Regions from separate parts of the Homo sapiens genome. Here region 2 is linked to region 1. A link is a loop called in an ENCODE intact Hi-C map of the cell type or tissue named here. Cell type or tissue: B cell. All regions are shown on one strand. Each heading gives the region's core, and the rest is flanking DNA. Links, peaks and the distances in the headings are about the cores only.

Region 1 (4,000 bases), core at 1-4,000:
CTTGGGCTGTGTGACCTCGGGCGAGGTATTTACCCTCTCTGTGCCTCAGGTTTCTTGTCTGTCGATGGGGGTGCAGGATCCCACCATCGTGGGGTGGCTGTGAGGGTTGGAGGTGCCTGTGTGAGCCCTGGGAATGCCATGGTTATCTGAGCAGTAGCATTTCCTGGGAATGAAGGGGAGATCGCTGTGCACCAGGACCTGCAGCTTTCAAGTTTGGTGGGGGTTTTTGTTGTGTCTCTTGTATCCACAAAGGATTGCTTATTTTGAATTGTGTTGACACTGGAAATTGCAGAAATAATGGACACACTTGTCCTGTGGTCACAGCAACATAGGCAGTGGCCCGCACTTCACTTGGCTGTGGTTTGTCCCTGTGTGCTGGGCGAGCCGTGCACGCCTTCCTGCACTGGGGATTTCAGTGTGATTCTCACGTCACCTTTTAGGCATTTGGAAACTTCACCTGTAGTGTAGAGGCCAGGAGGTGCCGAGAGAGCTCGTCGAGGCCACTACAGCTCGCCAAGTTATGCAGTCTTCCTTCTTGTAATGAATGCCCTTTAAGAGGTTTCTCTCTGGGATCCTTGTACAGGATTCCTGGAGTAACACTGTCCACAGAGCCCAAAGGTAGAGGCAGCCCAGTGTCTGCGGATGAATGGATAAACACGGGAAGTGTGATCTGTGCACACAGTGGGATATGATTCAGCCTTAAAAAGGAAGGCGATTCGGACACACACACCCCAGGGATGAACTCTGAGGACAGTGTGCTGAGTGACATGAGCCAGTTACCAAAGGACAGATCCTCTGTGATTCCACTTAGGGGCCACCCTTAGAGTCATCAGATCCATGGGTACAGGAAGTAGAATGGAGGAGACAGGGGTCATTGTTCAGTGAGTACCGAGTCATACATTGGAATGAGGCAGTACCTTGATGCCATCCAATCCAGCCCCAGGTTGGTGAGGCTGTGAGGGCTGTTTGCTCAGAATCCTGGCTTTCTGCACTTAGGGGAGCTTCCTGCCCGGGCCAGAGCTGGGATCTCCTGCTCAGCCGGACCCTGGGGTGTTACCGGCTGGGTTGGAATTGGACCTGCATTACTGTGTGTTTCTCCTCTCCTGCTCCCCGCCCTGTGAGCCTGGCCACGCCTCCCTCTTCTCCTCGCCCACTCCCCACCCTGTGAGCCTGGCCACACCTCCCACGATCTTTTGACAGACTCTGCTTTGTGGTCTTTGGGCTCCAAGTTTCGTTTTTTCAGAAGAACTGCCCCAGCTGTGTCTGGGGTGAACAAGATGTGCTTTCCTCCCTAGCACGGGGATTGCGTCCTGGACACGGAGCGGTAGCTCCAGGGCACTGCCCTAGAGTGAGACTCCTACCTCTGTGGGCAGAGATGCCAGACCGCCCTCAGCCACGACGTGCGATGCAAAGCTTTCTAGGCTCCTGTGTGGCTCTGCCGCACAAACGGCTGTGGCGCATGGCATTGTACCCCCCACTCCCTGCTCCTTGAAAGAGATGCAGCTTGGTCATTGCCCAGTGCTGTCTGCAAGGGAGATGGCTCCCTGGGGAGGTGGCCCAGGGTCAGGGTCTCCCTGGGAGGGTTGGGGTACCAGCTGGCTGCAGGGAGTAGGGGTGCTATGCGCCATGCCACCCTTTGAGAGGACTGAGGAGTGTCTGGGGGACAGGTGGGATAATAGTTTCCAGCTCTGCACTGGACCCTGAGTCCTCTGGGGTCTCTGCCACCTCCAGGCTCATGGGATGCCACATTGACAATTATGAGGGCCTCCGGCTGAGGGCCAAGGACTATAGCCAGCCCCTGGCCTGGGGCGCCACGCGGTCCTGCAGGCACGCAGGGTGGAAAGTCCCTGGCTGCACCTTTGAGAGCTCTGGAAAGTCCCTGAGAGGAGCCGGGTTTGGTCATGTGGGAGGGGCGGGCACTGCTCTGGAATAACTTGGCTGTGGCCTTTGATTTTGTTGATAAAACCTCTCACTGGCTGTAAATGTCACACATGGGGACGGAAATCAACCCGTCTATACAGTTGGGAGCCGCTCTGCCCCTCGGAGCCGCCTCTCTTTGCTCTCCGGGTGCTCGGAGTGTGCTGCTAGTTGGGGCCTTATTGTAAACACAGTACGGAGGCTAAGGCTGCCTTTCCTCCTTGATGGTCGGAACTTTATTGGAAAAGGGGAAAATCCTGCTTAGCTTTTGAATGTTTGTCCTTTGCAATGATGCCTTTCTAGGAACTGAATGATTTTATTTATTTATTTTTATTTTTTTGAGACGGTCTTGCTCTGTTGTCCAGGCTAGAGTGCAGTGGCGTGACCTCGGCTCACTGCAGCCTCCACCTCCCAGGTTCAAGTGATTCTTCTGCCTCAGCCTACAGGCGCCTGCCACCACATCCGGCTAATTTTTTATATTTCTAGTAGAGATGGGGTTTTACCACGTTGGCCAGGCTGGTCTTGAACTCCTTACCTCAAGTGATCCATCCACCTTGGCCTCCCAAAGTGCTGAGATTCCTGGCATAAGCCACTGCACCTGGCCAAATCGAATAATTTTAAAACTTTAGGTAAATGTTGATGGAGTGCTTGCTGAGTGCCAATAGCAGAACTGAATTCCCCAGTGGGCCCCTGAGCTACTCGTTCTGGCAGCTGGATGCGGGGGTGCGGGGAGACTTTCCAGAGAGGACATAGGCTGGCTGCACGAGCAGCGGAAAGGCCAGGAAAAGCCAAGTATGCTCGGCCTCATGGACATTCTAGTGACATTCAGAGGGATGACGACTGTATTTGCGTCAAATGTGTAGTTTGAATTCTGGCTGAATAAATATTGATTTTTTTTTTTTTAAACTGTGTCTGCTGTGGGTGGGGAGAAGACTGAGACAGATGGTGCTGGTGTAGATGTATCTGCTGCAGGACAACCCTGGTCCCACTGGAGATTTCAAGTACCGAGTGCCAAGAGAAAGGTTTTTTTTGTTTGTTTGTTTGTTGTTTTTTGCGATGGAGTCTCACTCTGTCACCCAGACTGGAGTGCAGTGGTGCGATCTCGGCTCACTGCAAGCTCCGCCTCCCGGGTTCACACCATTCTTCCTGCCTCAGCCTCCTGAGTAGCTGGGACTACAGGCGCCCCCACCACTCCCGGCTAATTTTTTTGTATTTTTAGTAGAGATGGGGTTTCACCATGTTAGCCAGGATGGTCTCGATCTCCTGACCTCGTGATCCGCCTGCCTCGGCCTCCCAAAGTGCTGGGATTACAGGCGTGAGCCACCGCGCCCAGCCAAGAAAGATTTTATTTTTGACATTTCGAGCATGCAGCGCATCTGAGCAGTGAGGCTGAGAGTAGAGGTGTGCCGCTGCCCCACAGGCCTACATGCTGCCCCGCAGCACCTGCCAGCCTTCGCCAGCCTACTTTCAGCCCTTCAACCCCCCACACACATTTTTTTCTTTTCTGGCTTATTTTAAAGCAAATGAAGATGTCATATCATTTCACCTATGAGCATTTTATTACTATTATTTTTAGAAATAGAGTCTCGCTCTGTTGCCTAGGCTAGCGTGTAGTGGTGGGATCATAGCTCACTGCAGCCTCAAACTCCTGGGCTCAAGTGATCCTCCCACCTTGGTCTCCTAAAGTGCTGGGATTACAGGTGGGAACCCACTGTGCCCGGCCATTTTACTATGTTTTAAAGAACAGTCTTTTTTATTTTTATTTTTTTATTTATTTGAGATGGAGTCTCACTCTGTCGCCCAGGCTGGAGTGCAGTGGCACGATCCCGGCTCACTGCAAGCTCCACCTCCCACGTTCACGCCATTCTTCTGCCTCAGCCTCCCGAGTAGCTAGGACTACAGGCGCTCACCACCACTCTCGGCTAATTTTTTTTGTATTTTTAGTAGAGACGGGGTTTCACTGTGTTAGCCAGGATGGTCTCAATCTCCTGAGCTCGTGATCCACCCGCCTCGGCCTCCCAAAGTGCTGGGATTACAAGGCGTTAGCCACCGCGCCTGGCCTAAAGAACAGTCTTTTAATTAA
Region 2 (11,031 bases), core at 5,441-9,440, 58 kb before region 1:
CTCCTGCCTCAGCCTCCCAAGTAGCTGGGGCTACAGGCACCCGCCACCACACCCGGCTAATTTTTTTTGTATTTTTAGTAGAGACGGGGTTTCACTGCGTTAGCCAGGACGGTCTCCACCTCCTGACCTCGTGATCTGCCTGCCTTGGCCTCCTACAGTGCTGGGATTACAGGCATGAGCCACCGTGCCTGGCTGGCACTGCTGCCCTTGGAAGTGGATGGGGATGATGGCCTCTGTGGGGCGGGTGGCCCAGAACACAGTGGCTCTTCCCAGCCCCAGCAGCAGCAGCAGAGAGCCCCCTGTCACCTGAGGGCCTCAGGGAGAGGCAGGGGAGCCAGGCTTCTCACCCGCCTTCTGCCTTTCAGCTTCCTGGAGATGATGGAGGCTCGCAGCCGTGGCCATGCGTCCCCACTGGCGGCCAACGGGCAGAGCCCATCCCCGGGCTCCCAGTCACCAGTGGTGCCTGCAGGCGCTGTGTCCACGGGGAGCTCCAGCCCCGGCACACCCCAGCCCGCCCCACAGCTGCCCCTCAATGCCGCCCCACCATCCTCTGTGCCCCCTGTACCACCCTCAGAGGCCCTGCCCCCACCTGCGTGCCCCTCAGCCCCCGCCCCACGGCGCAGCATCATCTCTAGGCTGTTTGGGACGTCACCTGCCACCGAGGCAGCCCCTCCACCTCCAGGTAGGCCCTGGAGCTGCCCCTCCCAAACTGGTCCCAGACCCCCAGGCCCTCACAGGTGGGGTCCTGGATTTCGGAGCGCTCCACGCTTCTTCCTGCTTGTCCCAGTCCCGTGGGCACATCCCGGGTGGGCCTGGCTTGGGGTTGGGTGCAGTGAGGGTTCTGGTGCCGAGTGAAGAGGACCCGGCATCACTGTTCACAGAGCCAGTCCCGGCCGCAGAGGGCCCAGCAACGGTCCAGAGTGTGGAGGACTTTGTTCCTGACGACCGCCTGGACCGCAGCTTCCTGGAAGACACAACCCCCGCCAGGGACGAGAAGAAGGTGGGGGCCAAGGCTGCCCAGCAGGACAGCGACAGGTGAGGGGTGGGCCTGGGCCTCCTCTCCCATTGCCCCCCAGCCTCCAGGGTGCCCGAGCAGCAGGTGGGGCTGGCTTTCTAGGGGCGCAGAAGGGGCCCCCCGCCGGCTGGTCACTGTTGGCTGAGGACAGAGCAGCTCTGTGGCTGGAGCAGACGAGGGAAGGGCTTGGACGGGGCTTCCAGACATCAGAAAGGCCTGGCCACCTGCTCTGCCCACACCCTGGAGAGGACAGGGGCACCTTGGGGTCTTCTGTGGGCAGATGCCACATGGAAGCCATTGGAGAGGCCACTGCAGGTCATATGGGAGGTTCAGGCCACCAGATGTGGTCTCCACAGGGCCAGGATCCAGGTGCTGCAGAGACAGGGGCGGCTTCCTGCAGGTCCTAGAGCTGGGAGCTAGAGCCGCCTCCCCAGCCATCTGCCAGCCCCTCCCACCACTCTGTCTGCCAAGCTGCCCCAAATTTTGCCTGCAGCAAAGCCCTGCATTTGGTCCCAGGACAGCCCTGGACAAGCTCCACCCACAGTGGCCTCAGCACCTCAGCCTCACCCATTGCTGTGGGGCAGCGGCTTCCTCCAGAAATACACAAAGGACAGAAAGCCCCGTGGCCCTGAGCTGGGCCCGCCTCCTCCACGAGCGCCCACTTGTGCGGCTCCACATCCTTCACCCACTGAGCGGCCGCAGGGCAGCACTGTGTCCAACCTTGTGCCCCCGACCCCTTCCTGCTCAGAAGCCCTGTGACCATGAGGGGGCCTCTCCACAACACAGCACCTGGGGTGGGGTGGCCCCACGGCCAGGGTGTGCTGGGTACCAGGGCGCCTAGAACCAAGGCCCGTGAGCCCGGCCAGCCATCCCTACCCCGTGGCCCTTGACCGCTTTGCCCCCTGCTTTGCAGTGATGGGGAGGCCCTGGGCGGCAACCCGATGGTGGCAGGGTTCCAGGACGATGTGGACCTCGAAGACCAGCCACGTGGGAGTCCCCCGCTGCCTGCAGGCCCCGTCCCCAGTCAAGACATCACTCTTTCGAGTGAGGAGGAAGCAGAAGTGGCAGCTCCCACAAAAGGCCCTGCCCCAGCTCCCCAGCAGTGCTCAGAGCCAGAGACCAAGTGGTAAGGGCAGGTGTCCCCACGGGTGCGGCCTGGAGACCCGGGTGGGGCAGTTCAGGACGCCTCCAGAGGACCCTGACTGACCCTCTGCTTGTCCACAAAGGTCCTCCATACCAGCTTCGAAGCCACGGAGGGGGACAGCTCCCACGAGGACCGCAGCACCCCCCTGGCCAGGCGGTGTCTCTGTTCGCACAGGTCCGGAGAAGCGCAGCAGCACCAGGCCCCCTGCTGAGATGGAGCCGGGGAAGGGTGAGCAGGCCTCCTCGTCGGAGAGTGACCCCGAGGGACCCATTGCTGCACAAATGCTGTCCTTCGTCATGGATGACCCCGACTTTGAGAGCGAGGGATCAGACACACAGCGCAGGGCGGTAAGACGAGTCCTCCCGGGGCAGAGGTCAGCCAGGTGGCCAGGGTCCCTCCCACAGGCCTGATCTGGGTGGGTGCAGTGGGAGGAGGCTTCTGGAAGAGGCATCTCATGTCCCCACACTTGGGCCTTGCCGGCCTGGTTTGAGATCCCACAACCCCTGGGGGTGTGGGAGGGATGATGGCCTGACCAGTTGCTCTCCCTGCTCCAGGATGACTTTCCCGTGCGAGATGACCCCTCCGATGTGACTGACGAGGATGAGGGCCCTGCCGAGCCGCCCCCACCCCCCAAGCTCCCTCTCCCCGCCTTCAGACTGAAGAATGACTCGGACCTCTTCGGGCTGGGGCTGGAGGAGGCCGGACCCAAGGAGAGCAGTGAGGAAGGTGGGTGGGGGCACCAGAGTGCGGTCAGCCTGCTGGAGTTTGGGTAGAACGTGGGCCTCCTCCCAGCTGCTGGCCGCTGGCCGGGGTCCTCTCCTGAGTCCAGGATGCTGTGCCATGCTCCTGGCAGCCCCCTGCAGGAGCTGATGTTTGCAGTGTGGTCCTGTCCATCAGCAGGGCCTCCTGGAGGGCTGGGGCTCGCTGCTTTGTGAGTTTCTAGAGAAGTCCTGTCACCCAGCTTGGGGTCCCCGTTGGCCTGAGTTTGAGCCACTGTCTGTCCTGTCTGTGCAGGTAAGGAGGGCAAAACCCCCTCTAAGGAGAAGAAGAAGAAGAAGAAAAAAGGCAAAGAGGTACTGGCTACTCCCCTTCCTGGCAGGCCAGGACTGGGTGGCATGCGGTCCTGGGACCAGGGCTGTGGCTTCCTGTGACTCCATGGCGCCCCATCCTTGTGCTCCTCAGGAAGAAGAAAAAGCTGCCAAGAAGAAGAGCAAACACAAGAAGAGCAAGGACAAGGAGGAGGGCAAGGAGGAGCGGCGACGGCGGCAGCAGCGGCCCCCGCGCAGCAGGGAGAGGACGGCTGCCGATGAGCTGGAGGCTTTCCTGGGGGGCGGGGCCCCGGGCGGCCGCCACCCTGGGGGTGGCGACTACGAGGAGCTCTAGGCCGGCGTGGGCAGTGGCCGCCCTGGGGCGGGGGGCGTGCCTGTCACTGCCTGGGGAGGCATTTGCCTCTGTACCATCGCCTTTGCCGCTGCCCCGTGGCTGCCGTGTGCGCTTCTGAGCTGGAAGAGGCCGGGCATTGGTGGTCCCCAGGCTGGGCCCTGCAGGTGCTGGGCCTTCAGGCCCAGTGTGAGCCTGCTCTGCAAGAAGGGAGGGGACAGCTGGCTTCAGCCAGGCTCGGTGGACACCCTGGCCCTCTCGGGGCAGAGCCGCCAGTGTTTCTCAGGGATGTGACTGAGGCCCAGGAGGGACCTGTGAGGGTCTGTTTACAGAGGCTGGGCAGGGGCCGCTTGGCTGTGGGGTGTGCGCTGCCCCGGCACCTGCTTGCCCTCCGCGCTCATCTGGGGCCGCAGCATGCCTATGGTTCCGCTTCCGGCCGGGAGCCCTGAACACGGGTGTGCAGACTCACCCTAAAGGGCGGCCCAGGCCCCACGCTAGAAGGCTGGCGAGACCGAAGGCAGCATGTGAGGCCTCTCCTGGGAGTGGGGGTTGTGTTTCCCACAGTGGCCTCAGCTGCGCCCCCGCTCAGGTGAGCCCGAAGGCAGGAGCCGGGAGGCACTCCTCCCAAACACTCCACTCAGACCATAAAGCACTCCTGTTTCACTCTGCGTGTGTCTGTTCTTCTGCCTGTACCTCTGCTCCCGCTGCCCCGGGCCCAGGCTGCCGTGGGTTGGCAGGAGGCTGCCCAGCAGTGGTGTGAGGACGTCCCACCAAGTCTGGCCACACCCTGGGTACATTCCAGCCCACCTGTGCCAGGGCTCAGCAGCTGCACGCAGCACGCTTGGCGACCTCAGCCCCAGGAGGTGGAAGTCCACTCTGCAAGGCTCCCAGGCAGCCGCCTGCAGCCCTGCCCCCCGCCTTCAGGCTCCTGCCCCCTCCAGCTGTCAGCAGCGCCCAGCCTCCACCCCCACAGCTACTGTTGCCATGAGAACCCTGCAGGGCAGGCAGGAAGAGTGTGCCAGTGAAGGGGAGGAGGTGGCCAAGCTGGAGGCTCCTCTGCCTGGGAGCCTTGTGGCCCCAGGGTGTTGGGCAGTCACTGCAGTCCCTGAGCAGGTGCTGTGGCCCACAGCAAGCTTAGCCTGGCCCCTTAGCCCACAGCCCATGAGGTCAGGGCCGGGTTCAGGGGTTCGCCTGGTGTGGGGATGGGTCGACAGTACGTGAACTTGACAGGATCACACCATGGACGGCTATGTTGGGGTTTCAGTGGGCCCTGCTTTGAACAGTGCAGAATGGGGTAGGTCCTGCCCTTCAGAGCCAAGGGCATCAGCTCCCCACCCCTCTGCCAAGCTAGAACGTTCCCAGGCCCAATGCCTTGGGGAGGGGCTGGCAGAGTGGGACGAGGACATTACCAGGCAGGTATGGCAGGTCACGTGCAGGCCTTCCCAGGCTGGCAGGGACCGGATGCAGGAGTGGCCTCACCCAGAGAGGATGGCATCCTGGGGACACAAGAGGCTGCAGGGGCCATCTGGCCCCAGGTACCCGCCAAGATTTTGGCATTGGCAGCCTTGAAGCAGATAGGGCCTGGGGAGAGGCCAGTGGGGCACAGAGTAGCCCATCTGCTCCTGCCTCGCCCGACAGGAGATGCGAATTCCAAGATGCCCCTGACCAATCTCTGCAGCCCAGGCCAGGGTTCGGGCCCCTCCTCTCAGGCAAGTGTGTTGGGGTGACACTGGCGGGACTGGCAGGCTGCTCCGGGCCACAAGACTCCTGCTTAGACACTGAGGTCTGTGTCTTGGGGGTGCTGCAGGGACCCTGTGCTCTGCACAGCCCCAAATTGGAGCCAGTGCAGCTCATGATCCCCAGCTCCACGGTGCAGCCCCCACTGGGTGCGGCCCCTTTAAGTACAGCCCCTTCAGCTGCCATCAGGGGCAGCACTGAGCAGCCAGGCCAGGATCCGCGCTGCTGCCTGGAAGCTTCTGCCCGTGCCGGGGACGCAGCAGTGCCGGGGACACAGAGGAGCCGACCTGGGGGTGGCACAGCCCACCGGGGCACAGCCAGAGCAGCACCCAGGTAAGGGGCTAGGGGCCGAGTTGCTGAGTGTGTCACCGTCATGGGCGGGGGAAGCTGCCTTAGGGCAGCCGAAAGGATGGGGAGTCCCCGCCCCCAGGCAACACCGGCTGTATCCCTTGAAGGGCCGCTCCCAGCCAGGGCAAGGCAAGGCAAGGCAGGGCTGGGAGGTGGGGAAGGCCGCCAGCCATCTCCGTGGGCTCCAGAAGGCCTTGGGCCCGGGAGAGGGCCGACCCCACCCCCATCCCCACGGGAGGGGGTGTCACCGACAGCTGCAGCCAGCAAGGCCGACTGTCACCTCCCTGGGGTGGAGCCTCACACCCTGTCATCCGGCCGGATTCCGGCCTGGCCTTGAGCTTAGCATGAAAGAGGGAGCAGGAGGGTAGACAGTCCTGCCACGGGTGGGGTGGAGGGGGGAGATGGGGGGGTGGGCGGGGGAGGCTGGGATGGGCACAAGGCCTGGGACTCGTGGCCCTGACCCAGAAAAACAGCCCTGCCAGCAGGAAGCCCCTGCACACCTGGGACACAGAGGGGGGACCCGGCCAGACCCCGAGAGGCCCATCCACCTGAGGTTCTGCCCTGCAAGGGGCCTGGCCAGGTACCCGCTTTCCCCAGCTCACTCTGGGGTAGACCCCCCAGACCAGGTGTTGGGTGTGCAGAGGCCAGGCCTGTGGCCACTCTCTGACGCACCCCCCAGCTGGCTCTGGGATCACAGAGGGGTTGGCAGCCCACATCTGAACCCAGGCCAGCCTGCCGCGTGGGGGCCTAAGAAATGCAGGTTTCCATGGAACCTTCTGAGCGAAATGGGGAGGGCCCTCTCCTGCAAAGCAGTGGGGCTTCCCCCACCCTCCGCCCTGCCCACCCCCAGCGGGCAGCTTCCAGGCCTGGTGCGCAGCTCAGAGGAGGGGCTGCCACGAGCTCGCGGCTCGATGGCTTGGGACTGCCTTGCAAACCCTAGGGGGGTGTCCTGTGCGTTTACACAAAGCTGGGGCCTTGTTTCAACCACCCAAAGATACTTGGGGTCAGAAAAGGTGTCGGCAGAGGAAAGGGAGATTTAGGGCCCGGGTATGCTCTCTGGGGGCATTTTTCTGGCCTGGGGCTCGCGGGAAGTTGAGGGCACCTAGGCGTGGGTCCTTGCAGTGCTGGGGGCGGGGCTCTGTGCTCGGCCCGGCCAGCAGGTGGGGTGGTTGGTGTCACCCACTTGGTGCAGAGCCGGCTAAGGCTGAGGCCCAGGGACTCGCCTTCCACTGTGCGCGATCGGAGGGGTCGCTCTGCAGTGGGCGCTGTGACGGGGGCGCAGTCACTGACGTCTCCTGGGGCAACACCTATAAATAAGGCCCAAATGCGGCCCGTCCTTCCAACTGCGGACACCAGAGGGCGCAGCCCCAGGACCACGCCCCCACTCCCCTACCCCACCCGGAAAGGGGTCCACCCGAGCCGACCCCGCCGTCACTAGTCGGGGGAGGGGAGGCCCTGGAGCTTCACGCGGGAGCTCCCGCCGCGGGAACCACAACCACGGCTAAGCCTTTCTGGCCCGCCCGCCCCATCGCAGGGAGAGGACGGGGGGACGGGCAGGACGGGCGCCTGGACAGCTGGGTTCCTCCCGCAGGTGCTTCTGACCCCGGCATGGAGGAAGCGCCCGCGTTCTCGGCCCAGGCCCGCAGCCAGGGCTGCTCCGCCCGCTGCGCCCCAGGTAAGCCGGGCCAGCGTGGGGGAGTAGCGGGGCCTGGGCTGCGGAGGGGGCCGCCCTGACCCGCGTCTCCCCCCAGGGCAAAAGCCCCGCAAGGCAGTGTGAGCTGGAGCCGCCAGCCTGGGGACCTCTTTTAAGATGACCCGTACGGACCCTCCGGACCTGCTGGTGTCGACCGTGTACCAGGACATCAAGGTGGCGACCCCGGGACCCGCGTCCAAGTGCTCGCCATGTGAGCGATCCGTGGCCCGGCCTGCTGAGCCCGCGCCTTTCAACAAGCGCCACTGCCGCAGCTTCGACTTCCTGGAGGCGCTGGACGGGCCGGCCATGGAGACCCTGCCGGAGCCACCGCCGCCGGAGTCCGCTGTGCCGCGCGCCCGGACCCGCGAAGCCGAGCCACGCCGCCGCGCCCGCTCCAAGAGTGCGCCCCGCGCGCCCCCGGGCCTGACGCCCGCGCCCGCCTCGCCGCCGGTGTTGCCCCGCCGAGGGCGGGAGGCCCAGCGTGCGGCGCGGGCCGAGGCATCGCCGCGCCGGGAGCCCGCGTACCCGGCGCTCCGCGCCCTTGCCAACGAGCTGCATCCCATCAAGTTGCAGCCGCAGCGGGGCGGCCCCGGCCGCGTCGCGCCCCTGTGCGCCGCCGCGGGCCGCTGCGCACCGCCCGAGCCACCCGCGGGTCCCGCCCCCCACGTGCGCTGCCGCCTGGACATCAAGCCAGACGACGCAGTGCTCCAGCACGCCACCCGGGGCTCGCGGTCCTGCGGGCCCACCGAGGCCGCGCACTGGGCCCGCCCCGCCCCGCAGTTCCACGGCCTCACGGTGCCCGGGCCCCGCCACATGGCGCTGTCGCGCACCCCGACGCCCAGCGACTCATACTGTGCGGATCCCCGGGCGTTCTACTGCGACGGGCCCCTGCCTGGGCCCCGGGACTACGCCGAGCGCCGCAGTCTGCCCTTCACCACCCCGCCGGGCCCCACCCAGTTCTTCTATACAGAGGAGCCCCAAGGCTTCCGGGGCAGCTTTGCAGCCAGTCCCGGCCCAACCTTCGACGCCTACTACCCCAGGCCCTATCCGTCCGAGGAGCTCTCGGGGCCCAGTCCAAGGCGCATGGGCGGCTACTACGCAGGAGAGGTGCGCACCTTCCCAATCCAGGAACCGCCCTCCCGCTCCTACTATGGGGAGGCTCCACGAGCCTACGGCCTGCCCTACGGGCCCCGCTATGTCCCCGAGGAGCCCCGGGCCCACTCCACCGCCCGCCCCTTTTACACGGAGGACTTCGGAAGGTACCGCGAGCGTGACGTCCTGGCTCGGACGTACCCGCACCCGCGCAGCAGCCCGGCCTGGGCGGACTGGGGCCCGCGACCGTACCGCACCCTGCAAGTGGTGCCGCCCTCTGACCCCGACCCGTTGCTCGCCTCCTGGCACGGCGGCACCGGCACCAGTCCGCCCCGGCTGGCCACCGACAGCCGCCACTACTCGCGCTCCTGGGACAACATTCTGGCCCCGGGGCCGCGCCGAGAAGACCCGTTGGGCCGCGGCCGCAGCTACGAGAACCTGCTGGGGCGCGAGGTGCGGGAGCCGCGAGGCGTGTCCCCCGAAGGCCGGCGCCCGCCCGTCGTCGTGAACCTGTCCACCTCTCCCAGACGCTACGCCGCACTGTCCCTGTCCGAGACGTCGCTGACGGAGAAGGGCCGCGCGGGCGAGGGCCTGGGCCGCAACTGGTACGTGACGCCCGAGATCACCATCACTGACAATGACCTGCGCGCCACCGAGCGCCCGAGCGCCAGGGCCTGGGAGTTGCCCGGGGGCCGCACGCGGCCACCTCCCCACGCGGCCCCCGACGGCCCCACCTCTGGCCGCCAGCGGAGCCTAGAGCAGCTGGACGAGCTCATCACGGACCTGGTCATCGACTCGCGACCCACCGCCGGCCAGGCCTCAGAGCCCGCGGCCGACTGCCTGGGCCCCCAACTGCGCCGACTGCTGGACTCGCGGCCCGCGGGCTCCGGGGCCCCCGCGCTGGCGCCGCCACGCTCGCCCCCCGCCTCGGCCGGCAGCGCCGAGGAGCCCGCGGCCCCGGGAGAGGCGGCCGACGCGTCCCCCGAACCCAGCGCCGACGAGGACGACCTGATGACCTGCTCCAATGCGCGCTGCCGGCGCACCGAGACCATGTTCAACGCCTGCCTCTACTTCAAGTCCTGCCACAGCTGCTACACCTACTACTGCTCGCGCCTGTGCCGCCGCGAGGACTGGGACGCCCACAAGGCGCGCTGCGTGTACGGCCGCGTGGGCAGCGTGTGCCGCCACGTACTGCAGTTTTGCCGCGACAGCGGCCCGGTGCACCGCGCTTTCTCGCGCATCGCGCGTGTCGGCTTCCTGTCGCGCGGCCGCGGCGTGCTCTTCCTGGGCTTCCCAAGTCCAGGCTCGGCCGACAACTTCCTGCGCTTTGGCCTGGAGGGGCTGCTGCTATCCCCCACCTACCTATCGCTGCGTGAGCTGGCCACACACGCGGCGCCCCTGGGCAGCTACGCGCGCGAGCTGGCGGCCGCTGGGCGCCTCTACGAACCGGCAGAGTGCTTCCTGCTCAGCGTGTCCGTGGCCGTGGGACCCGGCACCGCGCCACCGGGGACACCGGCCCTGCCCGCGCCCGCGCCACGCAGCCACGGGCCAACAGTGCGCAAGTTCGCCAAGGTAGCGCTGGCGGCCGGCAGCCCCGCGCGGCCGCCCCCGGCGCGGAGCCGCGAGCCCGACATGGAGACGCTGATCCTGACGCCACCGCCGGGCACGGCGGGCCTGGATCAGGACGGCGAGGCGGGCCGGCGCGCGCGCGAGGTGGCCTTCATCCACATCCAGCGCGAGCTGCGGCTGCGCGGCGTCTTCCTGCGCCACGAGTTCCCGCGCGTCTACGAGCAGCTTTGCGAGTTCGTCGAGGCCAACAGGCGCTTCACGCCCACCACCATCTACCCCACGGACCGGCGCACCGGCCGCCCCTTCATGTGCATGATCATGGCCGCCTCCGAGCCGCGCGCGCTCGACTGGGTGGCCAGCGCCAACCTGCTGGACGACATCATGTGAGGCGCCGGGCCCACCAGGCCTAGCCCAGGCGCTGGCCCGAACCCTGCCCTGCCCACTCAGGCCCCGCCCGGCCCACCCAGGGCCGCCCCCGAGCCCCGCCAGGGCCCCACCCCGACTTCTTCTAGGCCCCGCCTCTAATTCCCCAGCCTTCCAAGCTCCGCTCAGTTCGGCCTCCAGCTCCGCCCAGGCCCCCACCCCCCGGCCCTTCGTCCCCGTAGTGTTCCTCACAGGCCCTTCGCCTTCCCACCCCCAGCAACCCCTCTCCCTCCTCCGGGCCTCCTCCCTCTCCCAGCTCGCCCTCGAGGATCCCCAGAAGAAGTCGGTCCTCGCCCTCGGTGCTCCCCGCTGGGAGGCGGGGTGGGCCTGAGGACCGCCGAGCTCTGCCTTCACTCGGAGGGGTCACTACTGCACAGACCCCACCCGTAGAGATCCGGTCCCCGTCGGTCCGCGGGGCTCTCGCTGGAGCCTCCCCGACTCCGGTTTCCCCTCGTCCAGAAGCCCGACGTAACCAAAGCCCAGTCTGTCACTTTAAACACGCCCCGCCCCGCCTCCCGCGGCTGTGTTGCCTCCTCGCTGGAGAACACCCTGGTCGACCTCTGTGCGTCCGTGTGCGCGAGCGCGTCCCGCCGAGGCGGTGGGCAGGGCGGACGGTGCGCAGTGCGTTCC

The links. Hi-C counts contacts between places; a loop is a spot of excess contacts. Peaks named below come from ENCODE experiments on the same cell type or tissue, not always from the same donor. Only the 100,000 strongest peaks of a DNase experiment are listed, where the experiment ranks them.
Region 2: it touches region 1 in a loop (5-fold over the local background); 8 of 110 quality-filtered maps call a loop at or near these places.

The regions. Positions count from the first base shown.
Region 1 is chr9:136,900,730-136,904,729 of GRCh38, forward strand. The region is part of intron 4 of TRAF2 (TNF receptor associated factor 2); the gene reads left to right. Among named protein-coding and RNA genes, the nearest start is that of MIR4479, 16 kb to the left of the region's middle. RefSeq lists enhancers at 1,054-1,373, 1,604-2,063. In B cell, for the core only: no CTCF peak of the experiment used is centred there; DNase peaks (open chromatin) are centred at 1,302 and 1,872; H3K4me3 peaks cover 1,018 bases; H3K27ac peaks cover 3,080 bases.
Region 2 is chr9:136,836,981-136,848,011 of GRCh38, forward strand. It overlaps AJM1 (apical junction component 1 homolog), which reads left to right and starts at 5,498. Exons shown (of 3, transcript NM_001080482.5): 1 at 5,498-5,609; 2 at 7,216-7,299; 3 at 7,376-11,031. The coding sequence starts at 7,435. The coding sequence ends at 10,365. It overlaps RABL6 (RAB, member RAS oncogene family like 6), which reads left to right. Exons shown (of 15, transcript NM_024718.5): 9 at 366-682; 10 at 882-1,035; 11 at 1,929-2,141; 12 at 2,242-2,506; 13 at 2,714-2,885; 14 at 3,174-3,232; 15 at 3,342-4,207. The coding sequence ends at 3,542. RefSeq lists enhancers at 1,336-2,217, 4,861-5,742, 5,317-5,611, 5,743-6,623, 6,624-7,504 and 1 more and silencers at 4,397-4,691, 5,638-5,967, 10,841-10,890. In B cell, for the core only: CTCF peaks have their summits at 5,493, 5,692, 6,967 (motif pointing right) and 7,175; DNase peaks (open chromatin) are centred at 5,501, 6,531, 6,981, 7,871 and 5 weaker places; H3K4me3 peaks cover 816 bases; H3K27me3 peaks cover 2,098 bases.